Regions from separate parts of the Mus musculus genome. Here regions 1, 2, 4, 5 and 6 are each linked to region 3. A link is a loop called in an ENCODE intact Hi-C map of the cell type or tissue named here. Cell type or tissue: left cerebral cortex. All regions are shown on one strand. Links, peaks and the distances in the headings refer to the core of each region. The heading gives the core; the rest is flanking DNA. Region 1 has its middle 10 kb from the start of Gm30088. Region 2 holds the start of Kcnk2 (potassium channel, subfamily K, member 2). Region 3 overlaps Kcnk2 (potassium channel, subfamily K, member 2). Region 4 has its middle 15 kb from the start of Gm36561. Region 5 overlaps Gm36561 (a long non-coding RNA gene). Region 6 has its middle 6.7 kb from the start of Gm36561.

Region 1 (4,963 bases), core at 682-4,681, 400 kb after region 3:
CGGTCCTGCACCAGAAAAAGACAGAGAAAAGGGAGACCGAGGAAGAATGGCTGGATTTGATGAGAGAGGAGACGAAGCATCCAAGATGGCGAGAGCCAGTGGCTACAGAAAGACACATTAGAATGGGGAAAGACCAAAGCCAACTGGAAACGGACACGGAGAGGGGCAGATGGAGTAGAGTGCAGAGGATGAAATGTTCAGTCCGTGGTAACTGAGGATGGCAAGGGATGAAACAAAGGCCGCAAGGCCACTTCCGGTTCAAGGTTGATGAAAGAACCTCTAGCCAACTGGAGGACGAGGGTGAGAGCTTGTCTCCTAGCAACCACTAGTAGACTGGTTTCCTGTCTCTCAAGTTTTCTCTGACAAACACTCATTAATGTATGATTTTTTAAAAATGTATAGTGGTATTGAAAAAAAAAAAAAAACAGCCTGTACAATGAAAGATTAAATTGGTATTTGAGACACAACTACGTTAGCATCACAGGCGACCCAGTCTCTAATTTGCCTAAAATGGAAGTGGGAGTGGATAATCCTGCACTCAAGAGAAGCTTGGTGTTTTGTTAGTTTGTTTTTCTTGGTGGAGAGTCAAAGCCATGCTCCGGATCAACAAGAAGTAAGTTAGCCTGGTCAGGAACCGATGAGTCATGGGTTCAGGCCAGGAGACGGGGAAAATGAAAGAGAGCCGGGTGGAAAGGAACAGAGAACCAGGGTCAGCCTGACAGCTGAGACGTCTCCCTGCTGATACAGGAGCCAGCTCCAGAGTTCGTACCCTTCACACCAAGAGACTAAACTTGAGTCTCTCGGAAAAGGGAAAATGGGGGTCACAGAAAAAGACCAGCTTCCTTTGTAATCGCCCTCCCTCTGCTTGGCTTTATTTCATGGGAGTGTTTGACCTCCCTGACATTTGGGGGGGGGGGGTGTCTCATGATCACATGTGCATTTAAACTCCATCAAGGAACCGTAAGCCTTTGTAGCAGTGAGGGTTATGTTTGTCTTGAGTCTCCCAGGCCCATCACCAACCTCAGTCAAGATTGATTATCATCAATTAACAACAAGTACTCTACAAGTCTCTGCTGTAAGCAGTAAAGACACATGGCAGCTCACAAGCAGCTGTAAATCCAGGGATCTGGTGCCCTCTTCTGGCCTCTGTGGGCACTGCACACATGTGGCACACAGACATATATTCAGGAAAAATTACTATACACAGAGAATAAAATAAATAAACCTTTAAGAACTCCCTGGCTTAATCATTTTAATTTTTATTTTTTGGATGGCCTAGGAACCTGTTGAAGTGGAAAAGATTTTGCTAGTTTTGTTTTTTGTTGTTTTGGGGGGAGAGGGGTGGGGAGGGGTGGGAGTTGTTCTGGCTTTGTTTTGAGGTAAGGTCTCTAATCCGGCCTGGTCAGCATGTGACTTGCTATGCAGACCAGGCTGGCCTTAACTTGTGGCCGTCCGTCTTCTTGCTTCTTGCTTCTGCCTCCTAAGCTACAGTCACAGGCATAATAAACTGCACGCCTACTTAAAGTGGGCAGTTTGATATGAAGCTAGAGAACAAAGATAATGCAAAGCGTGCATCCTTTTCAGACTTTAACACGGCAATAAGCAGAGCAGAGGATGATGGGAAGCCTGGCAAACAGCCATTCCCACAGGGCTCTGTGGTAAATACCTTTAATCCACGGCCAGGTCATGTAAGGTGGATTCCCGATAGCTCCACTACAGATGAAACTAATGCTTAAAGCTACGGTGAATCCTTGATCAGCATTTTCTTATTCTTTTTTTTTAAAGATTTATTTATTTACTTTATGTAAGTATACTGTAGCTGTCTTCAGACACCCCAGAAGAGGACATCAGACCTCATTACAGATGGTTTTGAGCCACCATGTGGTTGCTGGGATTTGAACTCAGGACCTTCAGAAGAGCAGTCAGCACTCTTAACCACTGAGCCGTCTCTCCAACCCCCCATTTTCTTATTCTTTTTATTCCCCTTTTAAAATTTTTTATTACCCCCCATTTTAAATTTTTTTATTACTATTATACTGACTTTAAAAACCCAGTAGTTTGGGCCTACATGATGGACAGAGACAAAGGGTTCTAGCCACTTAAAGACTCCTCTGACCACTTTAAACACTCCCAGGCTCAACCATGTTTTATGTTTTTGGAGAGTAGTGAGCACACAAGCGCACATGCATTTTAAAATCATTTTTAAAATGCCGTGTCTTTCCAGTGACCAGTGCAAATTCGTCCCCGGCCTTTGTTTGTCAACAGTGTGTGGCCTTCTAACACTTCAGTTAAATTTCCCTCTAAAACTCAGCTTTTCTGTCAGTTGTTTAACAGTTTCCAAAGCAAGACAGCAGGGCTTCCCTTACTGTTACTTAAATAATATGAAGGTCTTATTTGGACATATTAGCCCTGTGATTTCAATCTGGTTCTTTGATCATTGACAAGTTTGGTAAACATCAATTATCAATTATTAATTAATACTAATAATTCAAGCAGAATGTCCATGGAAAGGGAGAGATCATGTGTTATGACAGATTATACCTACGGAATTTTATTTGACATTAAAGTCCAGGTTCCATGCTAGGGCTTGGCTCTGAATTTGCGAACCAAGAAGAGTCTGTTGCCAGTTGGTTGCTCTGCAGGAAAGAGCTGGCTGTGAGGAGTCTGGCTCCACTGATGGACTGATCTAATAATCCTTCATAAACTGATGGGCCACTGTGACAACGAGGAAGAAGCCAGCAGAGGAGAGTGAGGTCCTCTGTCATGTGCCAGGGAGGCAGAGTTCCGACCTCTTTCCCCCTGCTGGCTGGCCTCCATGCGGCAAGCAGTGGTGTCCAACATACAGCCTGCTGTCACTTAAACTCAAGCGCAAAGCATTGGCACCGGTAAACAATAGATTAAAACTTCTGAGACCATGAACCAAAATCCATGCCTTCTCCACTAAGTTATCTCCTCAGGTGTTTTATCACAGTAACAAAAAGCTGTTCAACACATTTCTGGGGCTGGAGAGATGGCTCAGCGGTTAAGAGCACTGACTGTTCTTCCAGAGGTCCTGATTTGAATTCCCAGAAACCACATGGTGGTTCACAATCATCTGAAATGGGAGCTGATGCCCTCTTCTGGTGTGTCTGAGGACAGCTACAGTGTAGTCACGTGTATATAATAAATCTTAAAAAAAAAAAAAAAGGACGCATTGGCACACTTGAGAGCAGCAAGATGAGAAGCCTTGAAGTACAGAGATTAAGTCAGCATGGGCTTGGACTTCAGAGAAAGCCTGTGGACAGAATCCGAGAGGCTCTGTAATCCACGGACCCACGGACGTCACATGTGATCTTGTTGTCAGCCATCAACAACACAGTTCCTCCACTGACTTCATTCCATGCTGTCTCTGCTAAGGCAGGGTAGTGAGGAGCCATTTTCCTAGAACTTGAGACCTCATTCTCTTGATATGGCCCAAACATGTCATTCCCTCAGTGCCATGAGTGTTCATATCTAGGGGTGGGAAGCAAGGCAAGGGATTGCTCACACTGGCTGCCCACTCGATGTTTGAGGAGGTGACTAGGATCTAGCTTTTAGATGAGATAGATAGTGTGTGGTATAGAGAAAACCATCTTTCCTTCAGGATCTCCATTTTGTCAGTCTCACAGTGATAAAGACAACATAAATAATAAACAATACAGTATTTAGGGGAAATCACAATGGGTGGAGTGATAAATTACATTAAAGATTTAAACTAAGAGGCATTAAAAACTAAATATTTAACGTTTTTTAATTACATGTATTTGAGGGGGACACAGGCATGTACCCATGGAAGTCATGTGACAACTTCTATGAGTCGGTTCTCTCTTTCCACCCTGTGGGCCCCAGAGATGAAGCTCAGGCCAAGCCTGGCCCCTTTAGATGCTGAGCCCTCTCAGCAGCACAGTAATTACGCACTTTCTTTGTGGAGTCTTCTGAGGAACTGAGTTCATGCATAGCCTAAAATTAAGTTGTAGGCACGTTCCCTGTACCCAGCAGGCAGAGCTGCTTAGAGAGACTTGAGGGCTTCAAAGAGCTGCGAGCAGTGTTGGCTTTCAAGGCGTTCTCTTATTCTGAGGAGGCTAAAGTCAAAGAGACGGTAGAGATGGTAGGTGCTGACTAAGAAATCTCTGAAAACAGCCTGTGCTCTTTATCAGCAACTCTGTGAGTGAAGCAAAAGATTTTGCTCTTGGAAATTGGTTTTATAAATAGTTTTAGGGTAGAATGAGCTGGGGGAAGGAAAAGAGATCACAACTGCCTAGAGGTCTAGCTCCATAGACCTGATGCCCTCTTCTGACCTCAAAGAATGCTGCACACATGTGAATGCACACTCGTGCACACACATACAGACAGAGAGAGAGAGAGAGAGAGAGAGAGAGAGAGAGTTTTATAGGCTTGTCCCGCAGTCAGACCTGGTGTTCTCTCTGGAAACACCTCATTTGCAAGTCCCAGTTGGTTTTTACAGGATGGTCATTATAAACAAATACTGCAAGAGAAAGACTGCCATAATTGACTTATGTTAATTATCCAGGGGTCCACATTCCCTGAGTTAATTGATGCCAAGCATCTGAATAAAAGCCGTCTGCTCTGACAAGGAGAGTGGAAGCAACAGGTGGACGGGGACTCTCCATCTCTGCCATGGCAACCACGCTGTTCTCTCAAGGGGGGGGTGGGTGGGTGATTTTTTAAAGTGGCTAATTTTGGCTTAATCTCCTCACTGACTATGATGCACTCTGCATTTGGGAAATCAGAGCGAAACACTTCCAAACCCACATGTTCTCTTCTTGAGAGTTTATGGCCAACTCAAAGGAGAAAATCGTCTAATTTCACTTCATGCGCTAGAAGAAGAATTAGGTTGCAACTTTGGGCTTCTGGTTTTCAAAACAACAGACTGGTAGGTGTAATTTTCGGTCAGACTTCTCAGGGAGAGCTTGCTTTGAATTCT
Region 2 (4,963 bases), core at 312-4,311, 110 kb after region 3:
GAATAAGAGGGGTAGTCATCACAAGATGAAACTAGAGTAAAGGTCTTACAAAACAAGTGATTAAATACAATAATAAATCTCTAAATCTATTATCCCAACTCATTCAAATGATTAAAAAAAACCCAAACACAAAGCAGGAAAAAGAATATTCAGATGTCTTGCAGATCATTTTCAATCCAATTTGAATTAAACCAAGAAAGAAAAAGGAAGCTGTCTAGGAAAGGGAATGTCTACACATGAAGAATTTTTTTTTTTTCAACAACCAACAAATCCCCTTGTAGGAGAATTTAAAGGTTTTTCTTGTCACCTAAGACTCCTGTTTTATGCCAAGGAAACCTACAACCAAAATATGGCCACATTGAAGAAGGCTAACTCAGATCTAAATCATTTGGGGTTAATACTTAAAACCTCTTCTACCATAAGGGTGGTGTTCACCTATTTTAAAATTAAAACTGGGGGTGTGCTTTCTCTTCAAAAGCTTGGTTTTTCTGTAGAGTAGCAAGCTGATCTTAGTTGGATTCAAAGAAGAAAGAACCACTCAATGAAGCTAACCTCTAAGGAGGAATTGGGTGACAATTTGTTCACAATGTAGGTGGTTCATTCCACGAGTGTCACTCTACAACTCTGTCTTCCTAAGCGGCAGTAGCGATGGGCATGGCCTCTGATAAGAGGCCCTGCTGCTTTCTCAGACCAATGCACTCTACTTCTCCATGGGCAACGGCCTCCCCATCATTAGCGCCTACAGCAGCGTAAGCCCCCGTCAGTTCTAAGACAAGGAAAAGAAGAAGAGCAAAGAAGTCTAAAAGACCAGGAAGGGGGAGATGGGAAAGAAATGGGAGGGGGCATGGTAGGAGGGAGGCGATGGAGGAGATGAAGACCTCTGCAAAGGAGGTCCACCCTGGTGCCCTAGTCTGCTCTTGCCCTTAAGGACAAACGGAGCCCATTTCACTGGGGCCATTACCTGGATGAGTTCGTCCAGCTCGGTGGAGTTGACGCAGGCATGCTGGGCTATGAAGGTCTGCTTCTGGATCACAATGGTGGTCCTCTGGGAAATCTCCTGAGGCTGCTCCAATGCCTTGAACACCGTGGCTCCGATGATCAGGTAGAGGACGACCACCAGGAAAATCGTGGAGACTGTCTTCCATTTCATAACATTAATGGCCGAGTCACTCTCCACCCGGGAAGCAAGCACGGTGGGTTTTGAGGAGAATGAGAGCCTCGGTTTGGAGTTCTGAGCAGCAGACTTGGGATCCAGCAAGTCAGGGGCCGCCACTGACAATGACAGAGAATTTGGGTTAGGCCGGAGGAGTCTGGAGGCAAGGGGCTAGCTGCTTCTTTAAGGAGGGGTCAACCAGGGCTGGCTGAACTTGGAGATTTTCCTAGTGGGAGCTGAAGAACTTCACCCAGCAGCTTTCTCTGGTCACTTGCAGAACCATACCCGCGCGCGCGCGTGTGTGTGTGTGTGTGTGTGTGTGTGTGTGTGTGTGAGAGTGAGTGTATATATATGCTCTAGAAAGGGGGCAGGGCTTCTGTTCTCTGCTGCCACTGGAGTGTCAGGTGGATGGAAAAAAACAGAGACCAAGAAGTCAAAAACTAAACAAATAAAAGAAGGCCCGAGGGGCTGCTCATTAATTTCTAGATTTGTTTCTGCCCATGATATGTGTTGATGAAGATGCCCTGAGATCCCAAGGGCTGATGATGGTACAGATCTTTGCTCCTGAGAACAGCTCATGGCTTGCTTCTGTACATCAGACCTTTCCACGGTAAACAACCAGAGTAAAAAATGTTTGCTACTTATTGGGTTTTCAAATTTCTTAACAGAGAAGGGATTGCAGTCGCTGCAGCTCAAGATATCCTGCATATTTCCTGGTGGGAACAAACCACTCTATTCATACCTGGCACCCATCTTCCAAAGTGGGCACATTATGAAACACGGTTCTGCCATCTCTAATATGCTTGAAACACAAAAGGAACTGCTAACTCTTGAGTCACCACAGCCAAGACACAGCAAAGCCCCCCACTTCACCAGCAAAAGCAAGAAGAAAGCAAGCCGGTGGGCTGGCTTACATCTTAGTAGACCTTCCATGCTCTGCATAAGGCTAATTGCTCCATTAGAGCTCCCAGATACTGTGAGGTGACTCTAAGCCCATCTATTATTTATCCCAGCTCTTCAAAATCATCATTAATGGCTTTCATTTTAGAAAATACAAAAGCTATTCGATGGCCACTTGTGGAGGGGGGAGATAAGCCAGTCATCACAAAATATTTGATCGGAGAGGCAACAGCAAACAATCATGGGTTATACAGGATGGTTGGAACTTGGGGATAAACACCTAGAGGAGTCATCCATTTAAAGCCCATCACTTACATATAAAAAAAAATACGCCAAATTACCACCATGTGTGTAATATAGGTTTCATAAAAACATAATCTAAAATTTGCTTTTCCATAAGCATATTACACATCCCCATGGAACTGCACCCTGCAGCTCCAGAAATTACTCAAGGGTAAGACACTCATAAAGAGCATGAATTTGCACACAGCTGTCTAGCCTGCCCTCTTGCCTAGCACTGTGTGCTGCCAGTGTGAGTTCCTAAGGTTCTCCAGTTCCCCATCAGAAAGACACTTTTCCAAACAGCTAGTTGATGAGCTACAGGACGAGAGTTGTCCAAAGGAGGCAGATGAAGGGACCTCCTCAAGCAGCCAAGATCGAGGGAAGTCCTCACTTAGAGATGATGAAATCAGAGCAGGCGTGAGGAATCAGCCCCCACCTAGCCCAGCAGCAGTGCTCTGCATAGAGACTCCAGGGTCAGCTGCAGCAGCAACTTCCTAAGTGAGGCTCAGCCCACCACCTACCAGCGTGACTGACTCCCTTTCTGCCAATTCACCTGTTCTGATTACAGCCACAGAGAACAAGGCACTTTTGCTGTATTGACAAGGGCAAGGACACTTGAAATAAGCACTCAGCCAGATGTTGGCTGTTTGGATTTTTAAGAGCTGTTAGAAGTGCTTACAGCAGTTAAAAATCACCATCACCTGTAGCCTCATGAGGACTCAGATTCTGACTAAAATAAAATAAAATTGAGCCCCCCAAAACACCAAAAGACCCCCCAAAAACAAACCATCACAGCAAAGAAGCCCCACAGCACCTCTCTAAGCAAAGGTCCCCCACTCCCCAGAGGTACTGATTTTCAGAAAGCTTTTTCATAGAGAGAATTAGAAACCACCACCAATGTTACCCAGCCCAGCCTGAAATTCCTCCAAGATACTGTCATGATGCACTTGGTGGGGGGAGAGAGGGCAGATATGGTAATGTATTTTATTCTTTTATTTTCTCTCTCTCTCTCTCTCTCCCTCCCTCCCTCCCTCCCTCCCTCCCTCCCTCCCTCCTCCCTCCCTCCCCATTCTCTTTCTGTGTGTGAGAGACCATAGTGTGTGTGTGTATATGTATGACCACAGTGTGTGACCAAAGTATGTGTGTGTGTTGGGCTGATAAATTTCTTGAAGGAGTTTAATTCTTTTAAGCTATGTCCTTATATTTAATTAGCAGAAACAGATAATGCACAATTGGCAGACTTAATGGATAGAATCTGGTGGCATACAGAATAAATATTTTAAAAACAAAACACCCCCCCCCCCACCCCGCGCGCGCGCCTTTCCTGAACCCTATCTAATCTAGATACTGGATTCCCAGCCTCTACTGTTCGGTGAGAGGCGAGGCAGGTCTTTCCACACACCCTTCACACCATCACTATCGCTCCCCTCCCCCATGGTCCTCCTCTTTAAGCTCCTGGTCTCTGGTCCTCATCCATAATCGGTTCTCCCGCCCGCCAGCCACCAGTACCCCCAAAACAGCAGCAGAAACAAGCTTTTAATTGTTTGCCCCAGCACTACTGCGTGTCCCCCATGCAATGGGCAACAAGTGTGATCAGGGCCACCGTGCAACCTGCTTGAGGGCTACTCTCTAGGGCTGACCCTCCTCTCTGGAAACTGTCTTAAGCTGCGCCAAACCAACACCCGAGGGAGGCAAACGCAAAAACCCCAGGCACCAGCGGAAAAGCGCAAGACGGAGCCAGGAATGTATGCGTGCTGGGGTTGAGGTCACCAAGCCCGAATCACATCCAACCCACAGAATGGAGAGGAAGATGAGAAGCTAGGGGACCTGCGTTGCCCTCCCGGGAGAGCGTGCGCGGGCCAGGATGGATGCCCAGGGTCTCACCTCCTGCAGTATAGCCGGGTCTCTCCCGCGAGGCGCTGGCAAGCATGAGGCATGCAGCATTCAAAATGTTTGTTTGTTTGTTTGTTTTAACACAGACTTGGTGCTTTTTTCTTTTCTTTCTCTCTCTCTCTCTGTTTTCTTTTCTTTTCTCTTTCTTTCCTTCTTTCCTTCTTTCTTTCTTTCTTTCTTTCCTCTTTTCTTTTTCTTTCTTTCTTTTTTTTTTCTTTTTTGTTTTTACCAACACGCCATTGTACTCACTCCTTATTCCAAGACGGGCTGCGCGCTCCGAGCTGCACGGGTAGGCATTTTCCCCGGCTTTGTTTTACAAGGTGGGGAGAGCGGGGCTGGAGGCGGGAGGGGTATAGAGGGGGGAGCGTGAGAAGAAACGAAATCGCCGGAAGGAGAGGACACCAGCGGTGGCAGGCTGGGCAGAGGGCGAGGCCGAGGCCAAGTTGGGATCGGACGACGACGCCCCCGCGCGCGATGGGTCACCCCGATTGCGTGGCCGCCTGGGGTCCCGCGCGGGCCCTGGGTGCGCTCGGCCCTTGGCTCCGTGCGCTCGGCCGGCGGCTGGGCTCTGCCCCGGGGCTCAGCGAGGGGGTGATCACTGCAGCCCGTGCGGCCGAGCACCCGGGTGTCTTTGTGCCGCGGCCCTGTGCAGCCCCTCTCCGCATGTCTTTGTGAGGCGCCCCGCCTGGCTCGAGCCCCGCCGGGCGCCCGCAAGGTGGGGGTGTGGCCCGGGGT
Region 3 (4,963 bases), core at 593-4,592:
AAAAAATTCTTTTTGATTAACACAATGTCATGGGGCTGTGAAGTGGGCCATCTACTATAATTTACTATCACGTTGTGCTAACACTTACTGCATAGAATGGCAAAGTTGGACGCCAGTGACCATGCAGTCCGGTGGTCTGGGAGAAGTGCAGTGGGAAGGGCTGACATCTAGGTGGACAGGACACCCTCCCTTTAGTGTCCCCAGCACACAGAGATAGATTACAGGCCATGAGCTATCAGCATGGGAAACAGAATTCTAAGTAGCATTCTTGTCCTGGTGATTGGGCAGGCTTGACCATGCCCACCCTATGATCCAACACAGTGGCTCTCCAGGGGCAGAATACTTAAATATCAAGTATGTATTTTTCATTTTTTATACTCTACTCTGTGATGGCAAATGATTTTGCTAGATGATATATGGAAGATATTTTTCAAGGAAAAAAAAGACCACCTTTACTCTCTTGAGAGTCATGAGAAACACGGGCTGCTGTTCATTTTTAATATGTGTGCATGGAAAGAGACTATTTTTAAATGCATGGTTGGAAAGGGACTATTATGTCCCAATAAACAGGATGAACTTATGAAATCATCCTTAGAATACTTAGAAGAAGAGTTTTAGACTAAAAATCTCTCAAAGGAAGGTTTTCAATAAATTTGAACAAAACCAACTCTAAAAGCCACAGCATGACATCGATGGACACAGGTATTTTCCAGTCCTGTTTGCACAGTTAGTGCAAATACACTAAAAACTCAGCGTGATGTTAGGAGATGAAATCAAAGGTGCTCTTTCTTCAGTAGAATCTATGTATCTATGGAAGTCTCTGCTTTCTCACATGACAGGCATTAAGTTAAGAATCTAAATAAACAGCCATATACATACACATACTTATACAGCCATATATGTATACATATACACAGACATATACAGCCATATATGTATACACATACACACATATATATACATATACAGCCACATATAGCCTAATGAGGACTTGGCATAGTACTGCCAGACCTAAATCCAAAAATTAACAAAACATATGGATCACACTGCTCTTATTACCAATTTTTTTTTACCAAGAACAACAAAGTTTCTGTATAATGAGAAAGTACCATTAAAATATGTAAAAAAAAAAAACTAGCTCACCACCATTCTTAACATTTATTTCAAGAATAACAAAGTTTCTGTGTTATGAAAAAGTACCATTTAGTTATGTAAAACCTAGCTCATGACCATCTTTTAATATTTATTTTATTTGCATGTATTTTTAAATATCTTTCCTTTTAGGACAGGGATACAGTGATATGCTTATTAATATGCAGATAAATGTGTAGAGGCAAACGGCCAATCCTCTTTTTACCGGTAACATTTCACAGTAAAACCCTGGAAATTACCGGGGAAGAGAAGTGGATTTATGCGAGTTACAGAGCAAAGCCGGCTAATGTTGCAGGATGCTGGAGCGATGGATCAGATGGACTGCAGTGGTGCTGGGGCTCAGGGACCTAAGTGACGGTATGGGGACACGGTGTGAGACAGGAACTTCGATGTGCTGTGGTCATGGCATCAGGAGAATCTGTGACATAGGAGCTAAGGGGGTGAGGAAAAATGGAGGATTTGTCATGAGCGACCAGGTGGATGTTAGGTGGTGTTTCTCAAGCGTTGGAACATCACTGGGTGCTAAGAGAGCAAGACACTGGGTCTCATGGGAGTGCTGCTAAGCTGAGGTGAGGGTGACTGCTTCATCTGTAGTACGTTCCCCTCAGTGGGAATGACTGGAGAAGTACACAACCTCCCCGGGATCCCTCAGCATCCCCTGCATTGTGACCATTGCTTGGGTCGGCACTCCCTTGGATGCTGACATCCTGGGCTAAATCTCTCACAACCCTATCATGTCTCCTTACCATGCTACCTGACACTATGACTACCCTGTTACTTTCTTAGTCACACGGTCGCTTGTGCAGCCATCCCTTCATCCTCCTAACATCCCATACAATTTCCCCTCGGTGTATGATATTCTAATGAGGCACTGTATCTCAGCTCCTGGGATTATTATAGCAACAAGAAGTAACTCATACATCCCCCAATGTCTGGAACCAAAGGTAGGCAGTATCGGGATTGTTTTACATCTGAAAGCCGTCATGTCAGGTGGAGGCTGTGTTCACCATTCATCAGCATGTTGGAAACTGCCCCAGGCAAAGTAGATATGGGTTTTGTTTGTTTTTATCATTGCTGGTTTTGTTTTTGTTCTTGTTTGGTTTGGTTTTCTCTATAGAAGTCACAGGAAAAGTAATTTCTGCTTTCCCAGCTAAACTAGTCTCTGATCAAGCAAGTTACCAGGATAGTGCAGATGCCAACTGCAGAGGCACAGCTGGGACACCTAAGAGTGTGAAAAGCAGGATAGGGTGTGGGGGAGGCGGATGGGGTGCAGGGTGAGGGGTGAGGGGAGAGGGGACTCCACCTACTCTGTGGCTCTCTTGCTGCTGCTTGCAGATGCTAATGCAGTCATCTGCAGTTCTAACTGCACAGTGGCACGCTGAGGAAAGTGGCACGCTGAGGAAAGTGGCACGCTGAGGAAAATGTCCGTACGACCCAGGAAGAAGCACCTTTCCAACTTCTTTTCCAAGGGAGAAATTGCTTCAGGAAATTTCTCTTAAAAGTAAACTTTCCAGGGACTGACGATGGCCCACAGGCTCAGAGCACTGACTGCTCTTTCAGAGGACCCAGGTTCCATTCCCAGAACCCATGGAGAGGCTGAGAGGCAGTCATTCCAGGGGGTCTGGTGCCCTCTTTTGGCCTCTGTAGGCACTGTACACATATAGTACACAGCTATATACAGGGGAAAAAAAACCCTAAGTACTGTAAACAAACAAATAAGGTACACATGCTATTAATACATAGACATAAAGTTAACTCTAGTCATTAAACAGTTGTGATTATATTGTTTAGAATTGTCTTTGTACATGGATGATTTGTGTTTGTACCTTGTACGTTGTTTTTACTACTATCAGGCATATGAATTTAATATAGCTTATGCTTATTATATAGAGTAATATGTAACCTATGTACTATAAGATACAAAACAGTATTAAATATAATTCTATGTTAATGAGACATGCATTATTAAGCAATTATGTACAACTTACTTTATATTATTACACGTAGTGATTTTACATATATAATCTATATTATATTATGCCATATATGTTTATATTTAATATAAATATTATTGTATATTGTGGTTATGTCCTGAGGCACTGACCCAGAGATGTCCTGTCACGATCTTGAATTGGGATGGCGGTCCCTCACACTTTTGTCTTTTTATAAACAAGTAGAAGGCTTTCGAGACAATCGGGAATACAAATGAATAGTAAAAGTGGATATGCACTTTCCAAAACCAGCAATGTCTCCAACCCTGTTTTAATGAGGGAAGTCAGCAGAGAGGGTCTAATAAGGCAGAGTGTTCCTGTACACTGTGCAAGCGCTCCCAGCTGCCGTTCACAGCCAAATATAGCACCAGGGAGACTAGTCCTCAGAAATACTGCCTGCTGCCGAGACCACTCTGTCTGACAAGAGTGGGGCTGTATTCTCATTACCTTGCTGGAGACATGGGAAGAGAAGACAGAGGATAACAGAAGAGGCCATGGGTGAGGGGCGTGCAGGAAGGACCAGCATCCCACCATCCTTGAGTGGGAGTGCACACACCTGAGCCAGGTGTACAGCACTGATTCCACGTCCCAGCTGCTCCTCTGCGCGCTTGAGCACTCAGAGAACAGTGACCTTGATTGTAAGCAGAAACAAAAAAGCAAGAGAGCTCTGAAGCTGTGTCTCCCAATATCTGCAAGGCAGCTGGGCCGACAATCAAGGGCCGTAGCTTGCCCTTGGAGACCAGAGCTGTCCGCAGCCGCCGCCCACACACACTGTATGAAAAGGAAGGATTCTGTCAAGGCAGAAAGGGAGGAGGAGCCCCCGCCCACACTGCCAGGCTCAGCAGACATTTGGTGTTCACACCGTCACGCTACATCTCAGACAACACAACTTGACCTGCTTTTGTGCCCAATGTTGCACAGAGCTGTGTAGCAAGAAGTCTCTGTTATACCTCACTATGGTTATTTTAAGAAGCCTGTGTTGCCGAGAGTGCTTAGGGAGCAAGGAACGCTCTGGAAAGTTAAGGAAAGCAAGAGGGGGCAACATCACACCCACCTCTCTCTCCAGGACTTTGTGGGCACTGTCTCTCCAAGACTGTGAAGACACCATTTCTACTCATCCTAGATTGATGAGAATAAACCCAGCGTCATTCTCTCCTGCAATACACCGCTGCTTAGAGTGGGTGGATTTGATGGGCATTTTACCTGTGTCTGAGTCTGAGATATTCAGGGCTTTAAATAGAGCTCTGGGATGCTTGAGTTACTCCCAAGTTCCTCCTGCGCTAAACCGTTATCTTTTCTGTCAGATGCGTCTGAAAGATGCACGTGTAATTTGCATAACAGAAAACAAAAACTTCCAGAGAGAGAGAACAGAAGAGGGGATTGGAGTCCACATCCCTGTAGACCCCAATCAAACCCCATCAAACTAATAGTTTCTCCAGGAGGCCCCCCCACAGGCATGTGATTGTTTTGTGGTATAGACATAACTGAGCCCTTCAGTAGACACAAGACTACAACGCTATTCATAGGTAACACGTGGTGACAACCAGAACACACTCGAGACAGGTCAAAGGCAAAGGATATAGACACATAAACCCAAACCCAACCCTCTTCTGCCTCCTTACGCCATGTCTAGTCAGAAACAAATGAACTGCAGGAAAAACATAAGTAAACGCAGCCTAGTATTTATAGATAATTATTAATCTGAGACATTATATCCTGGGCCCCTGACACTAAGGTCATTGAAGGTTCCATCTCATCCCAGTCACAATAACTATAACCCAGAAAACAAATGGCATCAAATGCTGGCTGCCAAGCATGGG
Region 4 (4,963 bases), core at 473-4,472, 180 kb before region 3:
TGTCTTAGTTAGGGTTTTACTGCTATGAACAGACCCCATAACCAAGGCAACTCTTTTAAAGGACAACGTTTAGTTGGGGCAGGCTTAGAGGTTCAGAGGTTCAGTCCGTTATCATCAAGGTGGGAACATAGCAGTATCAAGGCAGATGTGAGGTTGAAAGAGCTGCTAGTTCTACATCTTCATCCAAAGGAAGCCAGGCACAGACTGGCTCCCATGTGGCTAAGAGGAAGTCTTCACAGTCCACCCCCACAGTGACATAATTCCTCCAACAAGGCCACACCTATCCAACAAGACCACACCTCCCAATAGTGCCATGCCCTGGGCCAAGCACATTCAAACCAGCACAAATAATACCCTCTTCTCTCCTTAATCCACCTTTATCATAGCACTGACAAAAGTAATACACTAGGCTTCAACACATTCTGGGCAGGGAGCCCATGAGCTTTCAGGCTCCACACTTGACCACCACGATGGCGAGTGTACAGAAATTCTGTATCCATCCTGATGTTGCAGTCTAAAGAAGCACAAGTGGACAGTAATCAGAGAGTATCAACAACAGGGAACAAGATTCATCTGTTCTTGGAACAGGATGTAACACAGCTCCCTCGGGTGAAGCATTGCTACTCATCTTAGGCTAGGCAGCAAAGAAATAAGGAGAAAAAGTCTACAGTACGAAAGCCCAGAGTTATCATTTACTGCACAGATTGGGTTTTGCCTTGCTTCAGAAAAGAGAAATAAAATGTCCAAATGCAAGACAGCTTGCGGGGCACCAGGATTAATCCTGCAAGCTTAGACAGTTTGTACCACAGTGAAATGAGCAGGCATCTCAGAAGTTGTGCCCACTGATACCCTCTGCTTGGGAAGGGGTCCAGATGGCTCTTTGTTCTACTTTAAAAAGCACCCAGGGAAGGAAACTCTACTGTTGTCTCCATCTTGGTGCTGTGTGCCAAGCTCTTCAAATTTTTACAACCAGGAAAGTTCTGTTTAGATACACATAGTTCTTCCTCCTCTTTTTTCTTAAAAAGCAATTTCATATACATTATCTCTAACATTGGGGAGATAAAGAAAGCTGAAATTTTTAGTCAAAGTACATACTGGAAATGTATAATAACTCCAGCTACTTTTAGAATTCATGAGATTGCAGTCTCTCTTTCATAACTCTTTTTTGCATTTTGGAAAAAAATATTCATTCTGACACTTTCTTCAGTCCTTTGCTTCTTTTTGGCAAAACACCCAGAGGGCTTTGGTTAAGCATTCAAAAAGCTTATTGATTGTCTGTGTACAAGTATTTTTGCCTATATATACACGTCTATGTGTCATATGCGTGCAGGCATGCAGACACCAGAAGAGGGTGTCGAATCCCCTGGAACTGGATTTTCAGACAGCTGTGAGCCATCATGTGGGTGCTGGGAATAGAACAGGGGTCCTCTGGAAAAGCAACCAGTACTCATAGCCACTAAGCCATCTCTCCAGGCCCTGCTTAGGTGTTTAGCAAGCATTTTAACTCATCAATTTCAATGTTTTAATTTATGTATGTCTTCTCTGTGTGTGTGTATGTGTATGCATGTGGCATGACATGCCTTTGCTGTGGCACCTGTTGGGAGGTCAGAGACCAGCCTGAATGCGCCAGTTCTTTTCCACTATCAATGGTCAGACACACTTGGTGTCAAGTGACCATCAAGCCACCTCACCAGCCTCCGTTTTGTGAATCGAATACCATTACCCACTGTACAATCGGTGTGCAGATCATCTTATACTGTCTTATGTTTCATGGGAATACATTCACCAACAAAGTATCATAATCCCAGGGAAGAACTCAAATTCATGAGCGGCCACACAGAAAAGCTCTGGCTCGAAAGGTCAGGAACCTTTTGGTGGTTTTAAAAATGATTTTTCGTCCTCATTTTTCTAACAATGTTCTACAAATCCTAAAATATGCTTCAAAAGTATGTAAACCCTAGGCACACACAGCTTGTTCGTGCCCATGTCTGAAGAGCTGGCTTATGCATAAAAAACACGAAATTAGGGAAGCCAGTTATTAAAGAAAACGATAGAAAGAAAGGAAAGTTCAGCACGTTTCCTATATCTGTATTTTCTTGAAAACAGAACACTAGGGCTGGAGAGATGACTCAGTGGCTGGGAGAGCTTACTGCTCTTAAACAAGACTCAGGGTTGATTGATTCCCCGCCCCTACATGCCAGGCTAACAACTGCCTGCAACTGCAGCTCCATGGATCTGCTCTCCGCTTGTTCCTGTGTTCCAGTGATGTACACTAAGTCTCAGAAGCAAATAGATGCAAATAAAATAATTAACGAGCAAGTCTTTTTAAAACTAACAAAGTCAATTCATATAGAGTCTTTACTGGTAAATGCTAGTCCACATTTTCCAGGATCTCTAGACATCCAATACAGAATCATGGGCATTTTAGTTAAGGTTATTTTAGAGAACCAATTTCTCACCTTTAGTTCCTTGTCCATTTTCTCTAATTCCAATAATACTGAATACATTGTATCTCTAACATAGTTCGTAGGCTAATGTACACTAATCTGCTCTTAGTGGTTTATGTTAGTGGAGAATAATAAATATCACAGCAAAGGCCACATGGAGTAGGAACAATGAACAGCCCACTGTTGTCAGCCACCATGATTTATTTCTTATTGTGAAACACTACTGGGGAAATCTGTCAACCAGTTTGAAGGTCAACTATAAAAGTGTCAATAAATATGAAACCCAGACCTCATGCCGGAAAACAGCAGAGAATCATCAAAACGCCATTCATTTCCTTAGCAGTGATAATGAGGCACTTACAGGGGCTTAATAGTCTCACCTGGCTCTCCTGTACACCTTCAAGTTCAAGGATAAGACTTTTTCTCTCTGTGGGAATAATAAAGCTTTGTAATAACTTTAGCCTTCAGACTACATAATAGGATTAAAAGGATATGAAACGTGTCTGGTTTAACAGTGTGCACCGAGTCTGTACCATGAATAGAGACCTCTTGCATGAGGCTGGAAGCATTTGCTTAAGTCAGAAGAAGAAGAAAAAAAAAAAAAAAAGAAAGGGAAGAAGCAGCCAGAAGATGGGAGCTTGTCCTGAAGTTCAACAGCCTGAGGGGTAGGGAAAATTCTAACTGAGTGGTCTCCGGGGCCCAGATCTCCTGTCTGTCTGTCTGTCTCTCTCTTTTTGATTCTGGTTTGTTTCAATTCCAACTTCAAAGGCATCTCCACTTCCTGACTGTCTGCCATCACCCCCTCTGTCTTAGCCTTTGTAGAAGACCAGAACCATGACCAGACACTCAAAGATAACATGGTGCTACATTAAAAACACTCATCAAAGACAGCACACACAGCTCCTAACACGAGTGATTCAATGTGATTTCGGTTTCAGACTTTTATAAGGCTTCTCACATTTGAAAAAAAATGTAGATGAGGATTACTGCCTTTAGGCCTTGTCTCCCAAATTTTAGGTTTTGAAATATCTCTCTTTCAACAAAAATATTTAAGATTTACTTGTTTTTATTTTACAAGCATGACTGGCCTACATGTTTGTACATGAACTACATGTGTATAGTGTCTGCAAAGGCCAAAAGAGGGCATCAGATCTCCTGGAACCAGAGTTGAAGATGGTTGTGCGAATTGCCAAGTAGGTGCTGGGAACCCAAACTGGATTTTCTGCCAGAAAAGCTAGTGGTCTTACCCGTGGGGCCATTTCCCCAGACCTCATCTTTTAAATAAAAGTGATTTGTCAAGAATACAACTATAATTGGTTAATTTTTTGTGTGTGACCATAACATGTTTTATACAATCATACCATAGGAAAGTTTTCTAAGTGCCACTCACTAGTCACTAGGGATTATAATGTGATTGGGCACAGGAAACTGTGAAGTATCCATGGTTACGAACCATTCCATCCTCTCCATGGCAGTTCCCGATATGTGGATTGCTGTGGGGGGCTGTTCTGGTGGACTCGCTGAAGAGACAGGAGGAGTAAGAAGGAACAATCCTATTCTATGTTGGAACAAGGTTTCCACTTACGAAGAGCTCGTAGGCTTCCTGCTGGCTCCTGCCAGGTCAGTGCAATCTATACTTCTTTTACAGAAAGACTGTCCCTTCAATGCCACAGTAGGAAGCAAGGCTTCAAGGACAGCTGTTCTGTGACTACGTGCAAACTCAGGTTGACATAAAGGCAGAGTTTTGGGGTCTAATATTAGGGCTGAAAAGTTCGTGGAGGCCATTTGGTCCTGGTTGCTGGACAGCAACGGGCTCGCTGAGGGTCGTGACTCACCACCTTACAGCCCCATTCCAAGACCAGATGGGAAACAGGAGCCCTGCAGCCAGCACATGTCCATATAACATGAAACCCACATCCAATGTATTTGAACCAACACCACTGCCATTAATCCCTCAACTTTCCCTCACCCGTTCATTCAGCAAACATCTCTTTCATACCTGCCGTTCACCTATCAAGAAGTAGCTAGTTGTCTGGAAGACATTTTGAACCCTGGATCCATAGGATTTATATTTCACTCATATTGTTAGATTTCCTTCTGGTATGAATTTCATGTTTGGAAAATAATTAACTGTTGGAACACACCACCCTTGCCAAGCTGTGAACTGTAAAAGCAAGAGTGATGTCATCATTCTGTAGGGCTCCCGGATGAAGCCAGGGAACCATCTGCTCTGCCTAATATGCCATGTCACACGTGTTAGCCATCCTCCCGTCGGAGGGGAGCATGCCAAGATGGGTGACATGATGGCTGAAGGCTGCTGAGAGGATTAAGTGGTGGGGACTGCAAAGGGTGCCCAGCTGCTAAAGTATTTGCTTTGCAAGCTCAACAGCCCAGGTTCAAAACCTAGAACCCATGTTTCAAACCAAATGCCAGGCATGGTGGTGTGTGCTTGTAAACCCAGCCCTGGGGATGTCCCCGGGACATGCTGGATAGTCAGGCTGGTTCAATCAGTGAGA
Region 5 (4,963 bases), core at 479-4,478, 190 kb before region 3:
GGGTGGCCCAGCTGGGCCGCAAGCTCAATGCTGCTCACCTCTTCGTGCTCCGGACACCATGCTGCTAGGAGCAGGATGAATATACATTCCATTTGCATGTTTACATTCTTTTTAAAAATTTTTCCCTAAATCCCTTTTCATTTGTAAACAGTGTTTCAAAAGGGAAAAAAGAAAAAAGTCCCTCCGGACAATTTAAACAGAGAGGGAATGCATTGAGGAGATGTTGACCCATGACTCGGAAGTTCAAGATGAGGAAGTCAGGTGGGCAGTGTGCTCTGAATCTGTGGGAGTGGTTACTGCGTCTGTGTTACTGGACACAGCATGATAAAGCTTTCATTGCAGTGACAACTACATCACTGTTTCCATGGAAACCAGATGTTGATGCTGGTGTTATTGGTCTTGCTGCTTCTGATCTGAGTCTGAACTTATGCATCTGATTGGCTACCCAAGGTCACATGACTATCATACGCTACATTCCATTCTCATAGGAGATTGGAGAACACATATTTTGCTTCTCAGGGTTACAGAAGGAAACATAAGAGAACTGAACAACATGGGGCAGACTTATTTAATATGTGTATATCTGAGTTAGATACTAAACGTTATGCTGCTTGTACTGGCTGGTCGTCTTAGTCCTTCCTTTCTTCGTTTAAATTAGCAACATTATTGTCTTCTTAATTTCCTTATTTAGGAATAATATAGTTTCGTGTGATGGAAATTTCTCAAGACACGGGAGATGGTTCTACATTTAACATGAACAAAAGGGCTCATGTTTACAGTACTCCCTTCCCACAGTCTCCATATTGTCAAGCACAGATGCTGTGTCTAAATAAAGGGCTGATGCTGTGATGGTTTATATATGCTCGCCCCAGGGAGTGGCACTGTTAGAAGCTGTGGCCCTGTTGGAATAGGTGTATCACTGTGGGCTTTAAGACCCTCATCCTAGCTGCCTGGAAGTCAGTATTCTGCTAGCTGCCTTCAGATGAAGATGTATGTAGAACTCTCAGCTCTTCCTACACCATGCCTGCCTGGATGCTGCCATGTTCCTGCCTTGATGATAATGGACTGAACCTCTGAACCTGTAAACCAGCCCCAATTAAATGTTGTCCTTATAAGAGTTGCCTTGGTCATAGTGTCTTTTCACAGCAGTAAAATCCTAACTAAGATGGATGGTATCTAAAATGTACTCAGTTTATTAACCATTTCCCACGCAGTGCTTGGCTAAGGTCCTCAGCTGTATGGAGGATTTGAGGCACAATATAAATACCTTATTTATTGCAGTGGTATGTTGGGAGCCCTGCTTTTGCTTCTAATATTGACTCCAATTTTTATTTCTAGGACAATAAAAGGTGGAGATCTCATCCCTAATCCTAAGGACGTTTTGTTCTTGTTACTCGTTTCATCTGTATAGGAACACACTATTTATGAGACACAATGCTAGCAAGCCAAGAAATTTGTTATTAAAGCCCAGGTCCTGCTTTACTTTCTATTGATGTGATATAAAGAATGACCAAAAGCAGCTTGGGGGACAAAGGGTTTCTTTCAGTGGACAGTGAAGTCCATCACAAAGTGACGCCAGGACAGGAACCTGGAGGCAGGAACTGAAGCAGAGGCAATGGAGGCACACCGATTACTGGCTTGTTCCTCATGCCTTGCTCAGTCTCCTTTCTTACACAACCCAGAAACACCTACCTACTCAGATGGCACCACCCACAGTGTGCTGGGATCTCACACATCTACCATTCATCAAGAGAATACCCAAAGACCTGCCCACAGGCCAGTCTGATAGAGGCAAAATCGGAACTGTGGTTCCCTCCTCCCTGCTGACTCTAGCTCATGTTGAGCTGACACATACCGCCACAGCCCACTCTACTCAGCTGCTCCGTGGGCCACACTTGTCACGCCACTCTCTAAGAATACTTAAGGAAATCTTTTTGGCATCTTCTAGCTGCTTAGAACAGAATTTACTTCATATGGTGCTTCAGGTTTAAAGCATGAATGATGAGTTTACCCAAGTCAGGGAGAAAAAAAGCAAGTGACAAACTTTCATCTGGCTTATGAGAATCCCTTACTCTTCCAGTGTATATGTCATACATATGCCATTTTAAACAGTTAAGAATAACAATGTAAAGAAATGATTTAAAAAAAAAATACCACATGCAGTGTCTACAGAGGCCAGAAGAGGTCATTGGAGCCCATGAAACTGGAGTTACAGGTGGTTGTGAGTCACCCCGCTGGTGCTGACAACTGAACCCAGGTCATCTGCAAGAGCAGCCAGTGCTCATAGCCACTGAACCATCTTTCCAGCCACATTTAAAAAATATTTTAAGTAAAGTATCACCACAATCATTTAGTGTTTCTGTGCTGAATTGGCATGATAGAGAACTTTATCAGCATTGATTCAGTCCACAATCTTTGTTGGAAGAAATAACCACTTGATAAACAGTTCAAGGGCAAGTCTATAGAAAAGGGGCCCTTAAAAACTGGCTTTTCAAAGTATAGTGTTTTTATTATTAGAGAATTTCATACATGCATAAGCTATATTTTGAAACTATCACACATGGCTTCTATAATGCTGGATTGTGTTCTAGGCAAGCAGCTTACCAATTTAGCTACACTCCCAGGCCTCATAGTTAAAAAAAAAAAAAGAAATTCTAAATCTTGGTATGATTATACATACCCATAACCTTAACACTTGGAATGTAGAGACAAGGGATACAAAGTCAAGGATACCATTGACTGTATATTTAAGGCTAGCCTGATCTACAAGAGACCCTGTCTCAAAACAAAAAATCCAAAGCACCCATGACCTAGACAATTTGTGGGTTTTAACCATTTAAGGGCTCCATACTATCAATGCCTTTCCATAAAATAGATAAATAGCTTAAATTTTCATATGCTACATTTTATAAAATTATTATTGCTCCTTCCCCCTTTCATTATTTCTTGGGATAGTTTTGCTATATAGCCCAGGCTGATCTCTAACTTGTACTCTGCCTGCCTCTACCTACCAAATGCTAGGATTCTGGGCACGGTCCTCCATACAAATAGCACATAACACTTTCTAGGACTGATGACATAGCTTGGTGGTAGAAATGTGCAGAGTTTGCTAAAGACCCTGGGTTCCACCTGATTCGCTGAAGGTGTTTTAAAATTATGAAGTAAATTCACTCTTAGAGGACATTTAAATGACATTAAAATAGACTTTTTACACCCCGGGGTGATTTTTCAACTATTCTATTACTGATAGACGATTATGATTGCCTCCATATTTCTGTGAATACAAACGATTACCATAGCAGACATTTTTTGTGTGCATAGCTTAGAATACGTAAAGAGCTTGAGAGGTGTGTGTTAATGTTCTAATACAGTTGGAGCATGCCTTGAATATTTTATGCTCATTCATTCGTCTCTTGGATGTTTTGGTTCTGTTCTAAATCTTGCTAGTGTCTGTGTTTCTGTCTATAGTAGCAAGGCATAAATATTTCCCCCCCCCTCTGTCTTTCATCACAGAACAGGAGATGAGATTTAGAATCACGGTGTGCGTATTTGTAGCATTTACTACCCAGAGATGGACACGTGCATGCAAAACACTTCCTTCTCCTCCAACCTGGGGGAGAAAACACCATAAATGACAGGAAAGCGCCTCAGAGGTGCTTTTAGAGGAACAGGATACAGTCCCGGGTAAGAGGAAGTCGATCGTCCTCCCTGAGCTGAGAAGGACTCCCTCATATGTCCTTCCCCTGCCTCCAGTCCCGCCTTTGCCTTTTGTTCCTCACACACTCGTTCCTCATACACCGGTAAACTACAGCTTCCTGTGCTCCAGGTCTTGGCACAAGACCATGATTCAGATGCCGCCTTGACCGGCTTATGGACTGGTCTTCATAAAAGGTTCCTTCTGGTTATCTTCATTCTCTGTTCCTCTCACCATTGGCTGGAGCTCAAGGCTGGAGCTCACTCAACTCCTCGTCAGCTCCTTGCCACGCTCAGCCTGGCTATTCCTCCTGATTTTTTTTTTTTATACCGTTGTTTCACTTTTCAAAGGGAAAAAAATACACCTTTTTTTTTTTCAAGTGAAAATCCTTACTACTCCAGCCCCCACTGCCACTCTCAGATTATCTCAATCTGACCAATGTGAGATTGTTCTGTCTAATCCTAGTAACATGTGTGAGGTAGAAAAAAACCACTCATCTCATTTTCTGTAAGAAGAAGTTAAGGTACAGAGACAGTAAGTGACTTGTCTCCAATTACACAGGATATGAGTTCGAATCTGGAACCTAGTTTAGATAATCTGCCTAAATAGTCTTGTCTGATTTGTAGGCGATGCTACGGCTCATCCACCCGGCTCTGTCTTCTCTCTCGGCTATACTTGTCTAGCTAGATCTCTTTCAGTTAAAAGTAACAGAAGAAAATCAAATCAAACTGCATAAGGACAGAGAAAAGAAATTAAATGATTCATGAACCCTAAGACTTGCCCAGGACAGGGTAGGTGCCAGTTATAGCTTAATTTGGGAGCTCAAATGGGCCTAGGACAGGGCAGGTGTCAATCACAGCTTAATTTGGGATTTAGGCAGTTCCATGAGAAACCTGACTTACTCAAAAAGCCACCTGTCACACACAGACTTTATTCTCAGACTGTGTGTGCACGATGGCCCAAAGATTGGAGTGGTTCAAGTTCAGTTGCAAGAAGAGGGTTTGTTTTCAGAAAGCTCTCATTAAAGTTTTCTTAGTCACCGTTTTGGTATCAGCTTTGGGCAGAATGACAGAAAGATGAGTTCCCGAAGGAAGTTTAGCGTTGTTAGAAGAAGGCCAGTGGTGGCTCCTGTCAACAGTTGTCCCTGTGTTTCAACTCTAACTCCGGCTTCCTGGTTACACAGCCATACTTCCCTCAACAGTGTGAGACTCTGACAGAACCCTTGGTTTTTCTTGGATCCTCCACATTTGTGCTAGTTTAACTGTTGTC
Region 6 (4,963 bases), core at 575-4,574, 200 kb before region 3:
ATGTGGCAGACAATAGACTTTACCTAGGTCGGAAGACTCCACTCTAGGTGAGCTAGCAACTGTGGCAAACAAGATCTGAGCCTGTCTGCTCAGTGCTGGGGGAGGGCACATGCATCCTAGGAAAGCAAAGTTGTCCAATATATACAATTCAGTAAATAAATCAGAAATCACAGGATCATGCCTATAGTTGTAGAAAAAGCATTTGAGAAAGTTCAACATACCTCGATGATCGAAGACTCAAATAAACTGGGATTATATGGAATTTACCTCCACATAATAAAGGCTAAATATGACAAACCTACAGCCAAGATTATATGATGTGAGAAAAACAGAAAGCATTTTACATAACATCTGGAACGATGACCCAACACCACCTGCCCTGCTCGTACTCTATTTAGCACTCCGTCTTCAAGAAAATAAGGCAAGAAAAATATAAAAATTAGAAAGGAAGCAGTCTCAATACCACTATTTGCTGACATCATGAGTGCTTATTTAAAGACTACACAGATCCCATCAGAAAAATGTAAATCTAATAAAGACTTTCCATGAAGTTGCAGGACACAAAATCAACAGACAAATTATTGCCTCTCTATGCACCTGTGCCTACTTCTTGAGTTTGCCTTTTAACACATCTCTCTTTTCCCAGTGGAATAAAATTCAGAATACATTTTACGCTGGAGAATAAAAATATAACATTATGTTATTTACACTGCAATGATATGATGTATGCTTTTGAAAGTCAAATTGCTATTGTCTAAAAATGACATGTCATGGTTGAAAAGAGCCAGTTTCTTTCCTAGTAATGAGATATTTTGAAGACACATAGAAGAAAAATGGAAATTAAATACAGATATAACAGATCCAAGAAGTGAGTGGCCTGCCCAACATATCACACAGAATCACTTTCCAATTTCTAAAACTTTCTTAGCCTGGACCTTGAATTTTGCCGAGATCCCCTTTCTCAGTGGTACCCACTGGGTCATTCACTCATTGTCCCTTGCTCTCAGAACAGACCCAGCTGCCTCCGACGATCTCTGCATTTCCTGAGGGTGCCGTTACACTGTCAAATGACTGGTTACATTTGTCTGCCTCCCAAACTTGTGGATCACAGGAAGTAGGCCTGCAACCTGACATCGTGGCTGTCACAGGGAGGCAAAGATTAAGCTTGCTCAAATACATGTAAGAACCAGTACCTAACAGACCATAACATTGCTTGACCCACAAGTCATCCAAAAGAAACTATCGTCTTCGTCTTCATGCTTTCCGCTGCTCTCTGGTGGCCTCCACACTTACTTGCACAGACATGGGGTGATGGTGTGTCTCAGTAGTAGAGCATTTACCTAGTATGTGTGAGCTGCTGGCCTCATCATGGAAAAGGAGAAGGAGCGATGGTGGTAAGAGCCAGAGGACCCGGATGTTTCCTGGGAGGGTCTTTTATCTGTGAATCAACATTTATGATTATGAATCACTTTCTAGAACCACACCGTGGCGCTCTTCCCTCACTCAAGAGTTTAAATGTCAAGCTCTCTCAGTAAGGGCAGTGCTGGGATAGAGGTAAGGGCCATGCTGGGCTAGAGGAGTTCGCCGTGTTTTCTTACACAGCAGCTCATTCATTTACAGTTGCGTAAACAGGACCATAATAGTTATCAATAGCCACAAAGAGAATTATCCCCTTGGCAATGTTAACACCGGATTCAGAAAACAGCAGCCCTGACTTTATTCCTGGGAGAATGTGAACAGTCAAATGTTTGAGCAAAGAGACTTGGGAATGAAAACACCAGCTCAGGAAGCTTCTGGAAAGATACACACCATCCTCCACCGTCTCGGGAATGCCAGCCAACCAGCGGGCTTGGTTTCCCAAGGTAGACTCCCCTATTCTAGACATCAGAGGAAACAGGGAGACACAGGCTAGGAACGGAACTTCAGGGAGACACAGGCTAGGAACGGAACTTCAGGGAGACACAGGCTAGGAACGGAACCCAACACACAATATTTACCAAGGACCTATTATATGCTAACGGCTGGAATCGATTTCATTCAAATGCAAGACAGACAAGTCTCTGGAGCTGGTCACAGCAGTTCAATCCTGTCACACCCCTTCCAGTGAATCATCTTGAAGAGTGTCATGTAAGGTGAACAGTCTCTGTGACTGGAGAGATGGCTCAGTGGCTAAGAGTGCTTGCTGTTCTTGCAAAGCAAGACAAAACCAAAACAAATCAAAACTACCCTCTCCCCCACCACCACCAAAAAAAAAAAAAAAAAAAAAGTTTAGTTCCTAGCACCTAGTTTAGGTGGCTCACACTGCCTGTAACTCTCCAAATATTAGCTGATATAGTCCTCATAGCAACACCGGGAGATGTACATATCCTGTTGTTCCTCTCACCTGAGAAAGGAAGAAACTCACACATTGAAACATAACATCTTCAATATAGCTAAGTTAGGAGTCTGAACCCAGGAACAGTTCCTGACCCTTCACTCCTTCTTGAGTATAAGCGTAACTCAAACTACACTCACACATTTGTTATAGGCAATATCTACTTATTCCACAATCTCTGACCTGGCTGTCAGTTTCAAGTGCAACTTTTAGGGTCTTATGTTTGCGCCACAGTTAAACGCTATCCCTAGATAGATTAGTGTTTAATTCCTTACTCAGCATAGTGACTTTCTGAGCAGGGTATGATGTGAGAGCTAAGTCCAGAGTTTCTCCATCTCATCACTATTGGTGGTGCCTAAATAACTTTTGGGAAGACTGTCCTGAGTATTCTAGAATGTTGTTTTGGTTTGGATTTTTTTAGGCACTTTGACCTCCAGTCAGTAGGTGGCGGCACAGATCCATAGTTGTGACACTAGACTGTCTTCAGCCCTTCCACAGGTAGAATTATCAGGACAGAACCTGGGTTAGAGGTCTATGGGTACTAAGTTTCATTGCTGGTTAATTGATGGAGGGTTTCTTACACACAACATCTATGGATCTAACTTTGCAATGAGTAGGTAGAGAAGGGCTTATATAATCAACACATGTGTGTCTTGGTATAGATTTCACCAGGGAAGAAGGGGCAGAGGGGAATCATGAATCATGCAGGCAGATGGGGGGAATAAATAGAAGGCATTGCTAACACTTCTCCGCTGGACTTATGCAATATGTGAGTTCATGAATTTTTCATTAATATTGGAGTTCCAAAAAAAGGGTTTCATGGAACTTTGACATCTAAGCTGGACACTGTGACGAAAGGAGACAACTATCAAAGGTCAACATTCTTGCCAGCAGGAAAAGCCGATTCCTGCTCACTTAATTCTGTGCCCCCTCAAAGAACCCCAAATGCATCAGCAGGCATGCATTCCTAAGACGAGGAGGGAACAGATGCAGAGATGAGTGTACAGACACACAGACGAGTGTATGCTGGTAAACCCACTGATGCAGTTCCTTTTGGGGGAGCAGTATAGTTGAGAACTCTCAGGCTACTCTCTCAATTTTAGGCTTCTCTTTCTCATATATTCAAACAGCCTAAGGCAAGGGTAGAGAGTAAGATATAATTAGAGGTGATATTATTGTGGACTTCCCGAATGGGAAGCTATCGCCATGTTAGCAGTTAAAATCGGAACCTCTGGAGGATGGAGAAAGTCACCTGTCCCGAATAAATGCCATTATCTGTCATGATATTTATTTATTTATAGATCTACTATTTCCTGACATCCTCTTGTTTGGTTTTGATATCTTCTTATATGCTTGAAATAGTTTTAATTTGGAAGCATTAAATACATTTACTTCTATAGTCTCTCTCTGATCATTCCAGTGGCTGGGTTTTGGACTAGTTCTGTGAATGGGATTTCCACAGGATCTGGTTCTCAGTGATTGTACCTCCCATGCTTAGAGAGTTTGTGAATGGCGAGTTGATCTATGGGCGCTTGTAAAATCTGAGCAAGCTGAGACAATGTGACCAAATCCACTGTGGACTGCCCTTTGGATTGGCAGGGTTGGAGGCTATACTGTGATATCAGGTCCACGTGAGCACCAGCTGTTCATTCACGGCCCTTGGATTACTTTCTCCTCCTCCGTCTCATCTTAACACCAGCAAGTCACCTTCTTCCACTGTGCACGGGGTACTTTCTGAGAATGCCAGGTTCTCACAGGAGTCTCGCTTTGATTTCTAGCAAGTCAGGCCTGCCAGTGTGGACAGCTATTTAGCTGCAGGATCTCTGTAGCTAGGGGTGAGCATACTCGGGATAAAAAGCAGGGTTCCTTTTGTCTCTGTAATAAGGAACTGTTTTCTTTCTTCCCCCCAGCCCACTAGTCACAATACTCTGTATGGAGCCACTTTCGAAATGTGCTCCAAAGTTGTCTCCTAAGTAGCCAGGCAGGCCCTGGACACCCACAATTTACTTTATATGTATCTGTTCCCTGTATTTTCCTAATTGATGAGGAAGCCCATGAGAACAAGGCCCATTCTTGTATCTTAACACATAGCACCTGTGCAATGCACACACTGTGCAATGAGCACATTACTCAATGGCTGAACCCTGTATCCTACGTCTTCCTCTCTCTTGTCTCTCTGATTAAGAAGGTCACATGCTTAGTATATTTTCTTTGCTCATTACTTACTTAAAAATTCCTTTGTTTCTTTGAAGTTTGGTCAGAAGTAGGTAGGCTGGTCTCAAACTCACTACAAAGAGGATGGGCTTGAACTCCTGAATCTCCTGCGTCTGTTTCTTGGGGGCCGGGACAGAAGGTGTGCCTCCCTTGTTACCATCAGTTGATGTCACTCCTTCCTAGGAGCATTATTTGGAAGTAAACTGGTCTTTGCTGTTGTGGTAATAGATGACTCTAAATGTGCATCCTTCTTGTCCTTTATGTGGCATTCTGTAGTAAGAATGGAATTTATCCTTTATCCTCTCCACATCACAGGCTCGCTCGCTCGTGCGCGCGCGCACGCGCACACACACACACACACACACACACACACAC

The links. Hi-C counts contacts between places; a loop is a spot of excess contacts. Peaks named below come from ENCODE experiments on the same cell type or tissue, not always from the same donor. Only the 100,000 strongest peaks of a DNase experiment are listed, where the experiment ranks them.
Region 1: it touches region 3 in a loop (3-fold over the local background); 3 of 42 quality-filtered maps call a loop at or near these places.
Region 2: a loop joins it to region 3, with 6 times the contacts of the local background. A loop is called at or near these places in 3 of 42 quality-filtered maps.
Region 4: it touches region 3 in a loop (2.4-fold over the local background); 6 of 42 quality-filtered maps call a loop at or near these places.
Region 5: a loop joins it to region 3, with 4 times the contacts of the local background. A loop is called at or near these places in 17 of 42 quality-filtered maps.
Region 6: a loop joins it to region 3, with 3 times the contacts of the local background. A loop is called at or near these places in 15 of 42 quality-filtered maps.

What each region holds. Positions count from the first base shown.
Region 1 is chr1:189,627,473-189,632,435 of GRCm38, forward strand. No RefSeq gene overlaps it. Among named protein-coding and RNA genes, the nearest start is that of Gm30088, 10 kb to the left of the region's middle. In left cerebral cortex, for the core only: CTCF peaks have their summits at 1,135 (motif pointing left) and 3,128 (motif pointing left); a DNase peak (open chromatin) is centred at 1,128.
Region 2 is chr1:189,338,824-189,343,786 of GRCm38, forward strand. It overlaps Kcnk2 (potassium channel, subfamily K, member 2), which reads right to left and starts at 4,530. Exons shown (of 7, transcript NM_001159850.1): 1 at 4,220-4,530; 2 at 962-1,272. The coding sequence starts at 4,265. It overlaps A430027H14Rik (RIKEN cDNA A430027H14 gene), which reads left to right and starts at 4,228. Exons shown (of 3, transcript NR_165462.1): 1 at 4,228-4,517. In left cerebral cortex, for the core only: no CTCF peak of the experiment used is centred there; DNase peaks (open chromatin) are centred at 2,731, 3,818 and 3,977; H3K4me3 peaks cover 1,658 bases; H3K27ac peaks cover 1,387 bases.
Region 3 is chr1:189,224,924-189,229,886 of GRCm38, forward strand. All of the region lies in intron 6 of Kcnk2 (potassium channel, subfamily K, member 2), which reads right to left. Among named protein-coding and RNA genes, the nearest start is that of A430027H14Rik, 120 kb to the right of the region's middle. In left cerebral cortex, for the core only: a CTCF peak has its summit at 2,794 (motif pointing left); DNase peaks (open chromatin) are centred at 3,539 and 4,001; H3K4me3 peaks cover 461 bases; H3K27ac peaks cover 868 bases.
Region 4 is chr1:189,047,693-189,052,655 of GRCm38, forward strand. No RefSeq gene overlaps it. Among named protein-coding and RNA genes, the nearest start is that of Gm36561, 15 kb to the left of the region's middle. In left cerebral cortex, for the core only: no CTCF peak of the experiment used is centred there; DNase peaks (open chromatin) are centred at 870, 1,217 and 2,181; H3K27ac peaks cover 741 bases.
Region 5 is chr1:189,037,730-189,042,692 of GRCm38, forward strand. It overlaps Gm36561 (a long non-coding RNA gene), which reads left to right. Exons shown (of 3, transcript XR_373831.3): 3 at 692-1,115. Among named protein-coding and RNA genes, the nearest start is that of Gm36561, 5.5 kb to the left of the region's middle. In left cerebral cortex, for the core only: a CTCF peak has its summit at 2,193 (motif pointing right); a DNase peak (open chromatin) is centred at 1,803; H3K27ac peaks cover 677 bases.
Region 6 is chr1:189,025,623-189,030,585 of GRCm38, forward strand. No RefSeq gene overlaps it. Among named protein-coding and RNA genes, the nearest start is that of Gm36561, 6.7 kb to the right of the region's middle. In left cerebral cortex, for the core only: CTCF peaks have their summits at 1,499 and 2,811 (motif pointing right); DNase peaks (open chromatin) are centred at 1,541, 1,745, 2,862, 3,033 and 1 more place; H3K27ac peaks cover 254 bases.